Regions from separate parts of the Homo sapiens genome. Here region 1 is linked to region 2. A link is an interaction called in ENCODE POLR2A ChIA-PET data of the cell type or tissue named here. Cell type or tissue: A673. All regions are shown on one strand.

The links. Peaks named below come from ENCODE experiments on the same cell type or tissue, not always from the same donor. Only the 100,000 strongest peaks of a DNase experiment are listed, where the experiment ranks them.
Region 1: POLR2A ChIA-PET joins it to region 2 with 6 read pairs; 4 of 35 experiments call an interaction of 5 or more read pairs at or near these places.

The regions. Positions count from the first base shown.
Region 1 is chr7:32,210,547-32,215,546 of GRCh38, reverse strand. It overlaps a transcript of PDE1C not described here. Among named protein-coding and RNA genes, the nearest start is that of PDE1C, 140 kb to the right of the region's middle. In A673, a CTCF peak has its summit at 4,685 (motif pointing left); a DNase peak (open chromatin) is centred at 4,666; H3K27me3 peaks cover 3,169 bases.
Region 2 is chr7:31,732,235-31,737,234 of GRCh38, reverse strand. It overlaps a transcript of PDE1C not described here. Among named protein-coding and RNA genes, the nearest start is that of PPP1R17, 48 kb to the right of the region's middle. In A673, a CTCF peak has its summit at 642 (motif pointing right); DNase peaks (open chromatin) are centred at 684 and 2,594.

The DNA of each region.
Region 1 (5,000 bases), 480 kb before region 2:
CATGGCAACTACTTACTCTGAGATTTGTTTCTGGCCAATTTTTGGGAGGGAAAACCTACAGCAAACACACCAGGGGAACATGTCCTTTATATTGCTGCTTCTCAGACATTAGTGTACCCAAGTGGCTTCTGGAGCAATTGTTTAAAACAGTGGTTCTCAACCTTTATGGCACCAGGGACCGGTTTCATGGAAGACATTTTTTCTACAAAACGGGTGTTGGGGGGAATGGTTTCAGGATGAAACTGTTCTACCTCAGATGATCATAAGGCACATGCAGCCTAGATCCCTCACATGCACAGTTCAAAATAGGGTTCATGCTCCTATGAGAATCTAATGCCGCCATTGATCTGATAGGGAGTAGAGCTCAGGTGGTGATGCTCGGTCCCCGCTGCACACCTCCTGCTGTGCTGCTTGGTTCCTAACAGGCCATGGGCTGCTCGGTTCTGTGGCCCAGGGGTTGGGGACCCCTGGTTTACAACCTAGGGTCCTGTCCTCACTTGCAGGGATTCTGACCCAGTGGATCTGCCACAGGACCAAGGAACCTGCATCATCATCATCATCATCATCATCAAGTCACTTCCCTAGCTGATCACACTTGGATAAACCCAGATTGACAGGCACAGTTTGCCTCCCTTACTTGCTTGTATGTCCAGGTTGGGTGGAATCCATTGTTGCAACCCTCCTTGAGTCTAGTTCACTGCCCAGCGCCCAGGTGGTGCTCAATCCACATATGCTGAAGGATAGAGGCAATGTGAGGTGAATCCTTTTATAAAGAACCGTTTACAATGCAAAGAGTTGCCCACTAATAGGTCTCCATAGTTAGGTTTGCATCTTAATGGTTGAAGTTTTCTTAAAGCAGAGATATACCTCGCTCGATTCAGGATTTTGACAAAGCAACAGCATCCTGAAAAGAAGAAGTGAATAGGGGTAATTATTTTTGAAGGAATCAAAGCCATGTCCTCCTGCCTTTGGTAAAGATGTACGGAGTTGCACCATTTATTAGTGCTTCTCAACTTCGGCTGCTCACTGGGATCAGGGGCTTAAAAAACACTGATGCTTGAGTCCTACCCCTAGAGGCCCTGTGTAATTGGTCTGGGGTGTGGTCTGGGCATCAATATTTTGTAACATTCCCTAGGTGATTCCAATGTGTGTCCAGGGCTGGAAACCACTGACCTAAAATGTGTGGGATCCCTGGAGAGAGGGGTAAGAGATGCATTTCTTGAGTCTTACAAGGAGCCCTCTTGGACTAGAGATGGCAGGTGCCTTGAATTCTGTGATCCAGGACTACCCTTAAATCAGAATCTAAAACATATTTTATATATATATATACATGTTTTTTACATATATACTTGTGTATAAAATGTATATATGTGTCCGTGTATGTATAAAAATAGTATAAACATTTATACCTGTGTATGTATAAAAAGTTTTTTACATACACACATATACATACACATGTACATATATATACAAACATATCCAAAATAATATGTATATTTTGAAAGAGAGCAATAGCCAATTGTTTTATACCCTCTAATAAAAACATTTTTTCCTGATTATCATAAACTATTGAGTTTATGCAGAAAAGTATTTCAAAAGTTACAGATTTTCTCAAATGCCACCACACAGGAGAAATAACTGTTAATATATCTGGTGACCACACTTCTACTCATCCCTCTGTGCCTATATACACATGTAGCCTAGACACGCAACTGAACGTCAATAGAATCCTTATGCATTCTGAACTAGAATCTGTGTTTTGTGAGCAGTATGGCATAGATAACTTTCCATAAACCTACATAATCATTCTTATAAGATCTCACCACATTTAAGCTCTAATTGCACCTGATAAACGGAACATCTACTGTATTGTGAAAGCTTGCTGTATACTTTTAAACATGCAAGGCAAGCAGCAGTGTTTGAGGGCTCCTGTGCCAGTGGAGAAGCCTGGGTGTGTCCGAACAGGCCTGCAGCGTGCTGTTGGACTGTCACACGCATCTGGGCAGTTGTGCACTGGGGACAGAAGGGCTTGACGAGCCGGGCGACAGCACTTTTTGTAGTGCTAGCATCTGTTGAATTTTAGTTTCAGTCTTTAAGCCCTTTAAGAGGTTCTGTTTTCACCTGCCTTCTAGACCATGCAGAGTGTATAGTCCAACAATAGTCAGCATAGAGTTGCATTCTGAATATCCAGGAGGCAGAGCCACCGAGGGACCATCTCAGTGTTGATCCATGGCTGTCATGTGGGACGGGGGCCTTGTGTTCCAATCGCCCCAGTAATTTGAAGGAAGCCAGTAATATGTATTTCTATTTGAAATCTCTTGGTTTTTAAATGTGGGCTGACAATTGTTTAAAAATTGAAAGCATAGTGAGACCAAACAAAACACACCTGGGGCTTCCTATAGTCATCTGGAAGGCAGTCTGAGATGTCTGGTCTACTAAGCTGTTTGTGGCATTCAGTCTACTTGAGTTCCAAAAATATTGACTGAATGCATAGTCACTGTACAAAAGAATGGAAATTACAATGATAAAAAGTGATGATCCTTGCCTTGGGTGGGGTAGCTTTTATGATCCCCAGACCAGCACCCACCATATCACCTGGGAGCTTGTCAGACATGTAAATTCTTGGGCCTCACACCAGATGCATCAAATTAGAAACTGTATTCTAAGAAACCTGCTCGGTGGTTCTGATGCCTGCTGAAGTTTGAGAACAACAGGCAGGTGTGGGAAGGGGAGTTACGCATATGGGCAAAGATCTGGGGGATGGAGAAGGTGGGGTGTGAGGCGAGGAGGCTTTTCAGAAGTGAATGGCTCCACCTGGATCTTAAAGGATGAGTAAGGAGTTGGCCAGGTGAAGATGAGGGAGGAGTACACCAAGGCTAGCAGGCAGCAGGAGCCAGAGCCAGGCAGGAAGAGTGTGTGAAGGGCGTGTGTGGGATTGTCCATCTAGCGCATGTGACCGAGTGCTGGAGTATGCTCTGGGAAATGAGGTGGGAGAATAAGTTGGTGCAGGTGAGCTGGATTGTGTTCTGTAGGGGCTACAGCATCACGGGAGACCCTCTAGTAGTGGAGTGTGGCATTGGGTATGTTTGTAGGGAAATCACGCTGGTGGCGAGGTTCAAATTCCTTCTGGATAGAGGAAACTCTCCTGGTGTCCCACTGGTCTGGATCCTGATTCTTGCCTTTCCTGGCGTGACTTGGATCTGGGTCAGCAATTCCCATCCTTGGATAGGGTGGTGGGCAGGGAGGGCCCGGCTGAGTGAAGATGTGGCTATTGCTGCGTGTGAAATAGTGACATTGGTGTCTCTGTTCTTTTATTCTTGGAGGAATGTGCACACTCTTGGAGAATGTGCACACTCCAAGCTGAGCATTTAGGTGGTTGCCTGTGTTCTCAGCAATTGCAATGGTCTTTGTAATCCCATTTTAAAATGTCATTTTAAAGTTTCTGCAGCAAAGGTTTTGGTAAAACCCTGGATCTATTTCTTTTTCTTTTTTCTTTCTTTCTTTTTTTTTTTTTTTTTTTTGAGATAGGTTCTCGTTCTGTTGCCCAGGCTGGAGTGCAGTGGTTTGATCACAGCTCACTGCAGCCTCAACCTCCTGGGCTCAAGTGATCCTTCTGCTGCAGCTTCCCGAGTAGCTGGCATTACAGGCATGCTCCACCACACCCGGCTAAGTTGTTAAAACTTTTTTTGTGGAGACAGGGTCTCACTATGTTGCCCAGGCTGGTCTCAAACTCGGGAGCTCAAGTGTTCCTCCTGCCTCAGCCTCCCACAGTGCCGGGATTACAGGTGTGAGCCACTATGCCCCACCCAGCTCTATTTCTTTCTTCAGACATTTGCGGTGTCTAAATGGAAGAAATAAGTTGAACTCAAGGCCATGGAAATTCATGTCTATACCTAACTGGGACTCATTTGTTCTTCCTCCGTCCCTCCCTCCCCTCTCTCTTTTCTTACCCCCCCCTTTTTTTTTATTATAAGATAACTTTGGTTATAGACAACTCTTGAGAGCTTTCCAAGTGCTCATAAGATTTTTTTAATACTTAGCTATGATAACATCCAAATTTTCCTGATGTGAGGATATGCAGTTGTGGTTAAAGACTTCTACTGAGATAGTTGACCATTGTTCTGAAATACTTTGGATGTAGCTCTGAGTGGAGGCAGGAATATGAATGTGAATTATTTATATTCATGTGGTGGTTCTACAAAACATTTTAGAAGACAGCAAGAATAGCCATTGTTCTTAGAACTTCTAGATCTTTTTTTTGAAATGGAAATCTTTTCTTTTAAAATGTATTTGGTGCAGAGTGTAGTAATTATTTAATTTCTTTCTTTTTATTTTTTGAGATAGAGTTTCGCTTTTGTCTCCCAGGCAGGAGTGTAGTGGCACAATCTCGACTCACTGCAACTTCCACCTCCCAGGTTCAATTGATTCTCCTGCCTCAGCCTCCCGAGTAGCTGGGATTACAGGCGCCCACCACCACGCCCGGCTAATTTTTCGTATTTTTAGTAGAGATGGGGTTTCACCATCTTGGGCAGGCTGGTCTCCTGACCTCGTGACCCGACCGCCTCGACCTCCCAAAGTGCCGGACTACAGGCGTGAGCCACCCGCGCCAGGCCCATTTCTTTCTTTTTTTGAAATGCTGCGGTGTGACAGACGATGGGAGCTGGATGAATTATTGCCTCCCCCTGCTGGTCATTTTTATATAACATCTTATATATAGTAATATATAGTAAGAGTGCAGATGATAAAGCAAAGCTAATACCCAGAAAAACAAAAGATACTAAGATGTAATTTATTAATTTTTAAAAATTGCCCAAATTAGTAATAGACAAATTGCCCAAATTAGTAATTGGCCTTATTAGTAATAGAGTGTAGATGGTGAGGCAAAGCTAATGCCAGAAAAACAAAATATACTGAGATGGAATCCATTAATTTTTAAAAAATTGCTCAAATGCAGTAAATTTTAAAATACTTACCTTTGTGAGAGGGTGGAATAAATTTTT
Region 2 (5,000 bases):
GGCTGAGGTGAGAGGATTGTTTGAGGCCAGGAGTTCAAGGTCAGCTTGCTCAACAAAGTGAGATACCGTCTCTACAAAAAAAAATAAAAATAAAAATAAAAAAGTAATAAAATAAAATTAGCCTGGTGTGGTGGTGCATGCCTGTAGTCCCAGCTATTTGGGACACTGAGGCAGGAGAATCACCTGAGCCCAGGAGTCAAGGCTGCAGTGAGCCATGATCACACCACTGCACTCCAGCCTGGGTGACAGAGTGAGACTCTGTTTTGTTTTGTTTTTTTTAAAGGGGGAAAAAAAGAATTAGAAGAGTTGTTATAATGAACAACTAGTTTGTAATTAGAACATCAACTGCGTTAAGTGGCTACTTTGCAGATGCCTGAAGGAAACTTGATTCGGCCTCCCCACCTAATTTTACACTGAGCCTCCCCCCACACAAGGGATTCTCATAATTTGGAATATCATGTCTCCTTTTTTGTGCACCCATAGCATTAACTCTATAACATTTTTATCTGTGAGAAAAAAACATTTTGCCAGGCAGAAATAAACCTCAACCTTGCATGAAGGATCACAACACATTGAACACGCAGATTCCAAATCAGTGTTTCCCAAGTGTTAAAGGCTCTAGCATTAGCAAGCAACTGCAATGTGACAATTTTTCCTGCAGGTGGCGGTGGTGTGTAGGGAAAAAAGCCACACGGTTGGACCAAGGTTTCCCAGGATAGAGAAGAATGGAGGCTGGCTTGGTACGTTCCACTCAAGTCAGCAAACACATATTGAGCCCTTCCAGTCTCCAGGCACTGCCTTAGGTGTGGGGTGGATCCAGTAGGAGTGAACCTGGGTCTCCAGTTTGGGGAACTCACAGTCTTAGGGAAGAATGTGTCCTTGTCTATTAGGCAGGATTATTCGGGCTGCCCTTGGAAAACTTAAAAATCAAGCCCACAGCCAGTTTTTCTCTGTCTACAGGCCTCATTGTAGGGACAAAGAAATCCCTAAGGCAAGCCTGCCCACATTTCCAGGGAGTACCTGCTGGTACAAGACCTGGAACGAGAGTGCGTCTTTGCATGTGCTTGGCTGTTCTCATGGGCGTTCATCTCCCCACTGACTCTACAATCAATCAGCCCTTTGTATTTGTGGGTACTACAGCCTTGTGTTCACTCAACTATGGATTGAGAATATTTGGGGAAAAAAAATCCACAAAAAAATTTGCACACAGCAATGCACTGTTGAATCCACGTGAATGTGTAGGCATTGTATTAGGTATTATAAGTATTCTAGAGATGATGTAACATATATGGGAGGATGTGCATAGGTTATATGCAAATACTATGCCGCTTTATATAAGAGACTTGAGCATCCTTGGATTTGGGTATGAGGAGGAGGTCCTGAAACCGATCTCCCACAGATACGGAGGGATGACCGTATATACAATTTCGCCACTTCTGCAATTATAATCTATCAAAGGCACAGAAGAAGACAAACAACATGCCCTAGAGCCACAGACCCAAAAGGAAAAAGAAACGGTTGTTTTTTCACCTTCTACTCAGGAGCAGACATTCTATTTTGTAAGCATTATTTCATTTAACATTTATGACTACCCCAAGGTGACAGAAGCAGCTGTTATTCTCACTTGACAGATGAGGAAACTGAAATTCAAAGTTCACAATGTCACCTAACATCCACAGCTACTAAGTGTCCAGGGCAGGATCTGAAGTCTGACCCCAGCGGATAGATGCCTTCTGTATGGTTTGATGAGGCAATAGCAGGCCTGGGACGTTTGCTTATACTGCCCTCATGACACTTAAAGGCAGTGCTTTTTTTTTTTTTTTTTTTTTTTTTTTTGAGACAGAGTTTCACTCTTGTTGCCCAGGCTGGAGTGCAATGGCATGATCTCAGCTCACTGCAACCTCCGCCTCCTGGGTTCAAGCGATTCTCCTGCCTCAGCCTCCCAAGTAGCTGGGATTACAGGCATGCACCACCATGCCTGGCTAATTTTGTATCTTTAGTACAGACAGGGTTTCTCCATGTTGGTCAGGCTGGTCTCAAACTCCCAACCTCAAGTGATCCGCCCATCTCAGCCTCCCAAAGTGCTGGGATTTCAGGCGTGAGCCACTGCACCCTGCCTATGCAATCCTTTTCAAATATTAATCAAGTGCTTACAAATCACCTATGGATCTTGTAAAAATGAAATTCTGATTTGGGTGGGGCGGGAGGCTCTGCATTTGTAATGAGCTCCCAGGTGACATCAAAAGATGCTGATTGGGGGACCATACTTAGAGTAGCAAGGCTTCAATTTGCAGAGGTCCCTAAACTTTTAAAATAGTCTCGGCAACTCTAGGCCAAAAGATATTCCTAGTCTACTTTTTAAGTTATTAGGTCCAAACAACTAAAGTCTTTATGTTCTAACAACTTGGCAGCCATATGAAAAACTTATTCATATATAAAGAAGAAATTTTTTTTTGTTAGATTACCACAATTACTTACTAATGGGACATATGTGCCCCGGGGCCTCACAGCTTCTCAAGCCTTGAAATGAGATGGGACAACACCGCCCTTATTTCCTGTTCCATCTTGATTTTTTTCGATAATTGCTCTTGGGCACGAAACAGTTTTAAGACACAGCTTGATATGACATCATCAAAAGGAATTTTGTGCATGTTGAAATGGGAAGCTAATTGGAAATACTAGTTCACATGGAGTCTGACAAATATCCCTCAGAAATCCCTGCTGTATTTCCCTTAGAAATTTAAAATATCCTGTGGCGTCCCAGGGCTCCTTGGTGCAGGGGCTTTCATATACTCTCACTTGTATTAACCAACAGCAGTGCAGAGAAGTGGACCGACCTTCGGACGAGGAGCCAAGAGACTCTTTTGCTAGAATTCTGTGTGGCTTTTGCAGGTTGCCAACCTCTGGGGCCCCTTTTCTGATGAAAGAGGGGGGCCCTAGAGCCGCTTTAACCTTTACGACCATTCAGATATAAAATATGTGATTCTAATATTCCATACACACATCTCAGCTCCCCTGTGAGATTCAGCTCTTCCAGGGCAGGGGCTGTGTGTTACTCGGCATCACACCATACGGTGCCTTCCTCATACTAGGTGCTCAGTAAAGAGCTGTGGAACAAATGCCTTCTGAAAACATCTGAATCAAGTTTTGGTGGTGGGGGAGGGGTAGTTTTATTACTTCTTTAAGATCCAAAACGTTTTTATGCATGAAAAAAACATTTTTTTTTTCTTTGAAACAGAGTCTCACTCTGTTGCCCAGACTAGATTGCAGTGGCATGATCTCGGCTCACTGCAACCTCCGCCTCCCAGGTTCAAGCGATCTTCTTGCCTCAGCCTCCCGAGTAGCTGGGATTACAGGCACCTGCCACCATGCCTGGCTAATGTTTTTGTATTGTTTTTTTTAGTAAAGACAGGGTTTCGCCCTGTTGGCCAGGCTGGTGTTGAACTCCTGACCTCAGGTTGACCCACCCTCCTCAGCCTCCCAGAGTGCTGGGATTACAGGCATAAGCCACTGTGCCCGGCTGAAAGAAGCATTTTTAATGGCCAGTGTTTTAGTAATAACTTCAAAAAGAGATGAAGGCATGTAATGTAGTATGTATGTATGGGTATGTAGTGTCACTGCATTCCAGGCAGCAGGAATATAAATGGCAATGTATGAGGATTCAGATGCAAAAGCCTGGATTCTGATGACAGGATAACTGCTTACTGCTTCTGAAAACTTGGGCAAGTCACCTGATTCTCTGCACGTCAGCCTCTTTATCTGCTTAATGGGAGCCATAGTGGCTGTTCTCTGCCTATGAGATAAATAGGAGCATCAGAAAAACACTGAATGTGAAACTGCTTTGTGAGTTAGGAATCCCAATTACCACCACCTCACCACCCTGGTCTTCTCACCATCCCCTCTACAAGTTGACTGTGCAATATGCTCAGCAATGACATTGGCCTCCCAAAGCCATAATCAAAGATTAGAGATCCCTGCCCAATGCCACCACCTCAATCATGGGCCGCAGATGTTACCCAGGTGATTGGAAAGGAGGTATTAGGTGACGGCAAGGAGGTGCTCAGTCTCTATCCATTTGAGAGGTAACAACCTAGGCACCATAAGTCCATTTAGCTCATAAATATGTATGTGCCCTTTAGGGGAAAACCTTTAACCCTGATCCAGGGAACAAAAGAAAATAGACATTGAAAGAATGCTTACTATTTTTCTTTCATTGGAACAACCTTATGGAATGGCTTTCCGTTAGGAATGGAAATTCTAAGCTCACAGCCTGACATTTTCCCCTAAAATGATAGCACCACCTTCCAATCCCGCCTTAATGTACAGATGAATCACTTTTTTCATTCACCTAATTCGTCAGTCAGTGCTATCTTTTGAAGAATTAGATCCAAGGACAACTGTCAAGAAATCCCCGAGGTCCCCCTTGGGTTACAGTTTACCATTATTGATTTTCCTAACATTAACGGTTAAATGTAAAGCAGACCAAACACACATTGTGGCAATAAAGAGCTCTAAGTGTCTTGGTGTATTAGGGTTCTTCAGAGAAGCAGACCAGTCACACACACACACACACACACACACACACACACACACACAGAAAGAGAGGAGAGAGAGAGAGAGAGAAAGATTTAAAGGAATTGGCCTATGTGATTGTAGAATCTGGCTAGTCTGAAATCCAAAGGGTAGGCCAGGTATGCTGGAAACGCAGCCAAAGTTTCTATACTGCAGTCCTGAGGTCAAATTTCTTCTTCAGGAAACCTCAGTCTTCGCTCTTAAGACCTACAACTAATTGGATGAGGCCCACCCACATTGTGCTTTACTCAGAGTCTACAGATTTTAATATCACTTACTTCTAAAAAAAAATCTTCACGGCAACACCTAGACTTGTCCAACAACTGGGCACTGTATTCTAACCAAAGTGACCCATACAATGACTGGACATTGATGTCCAGGTGGTGTCCAATAATGACTGAAGCCCTCAAAAATAGCCTAAAATGAGT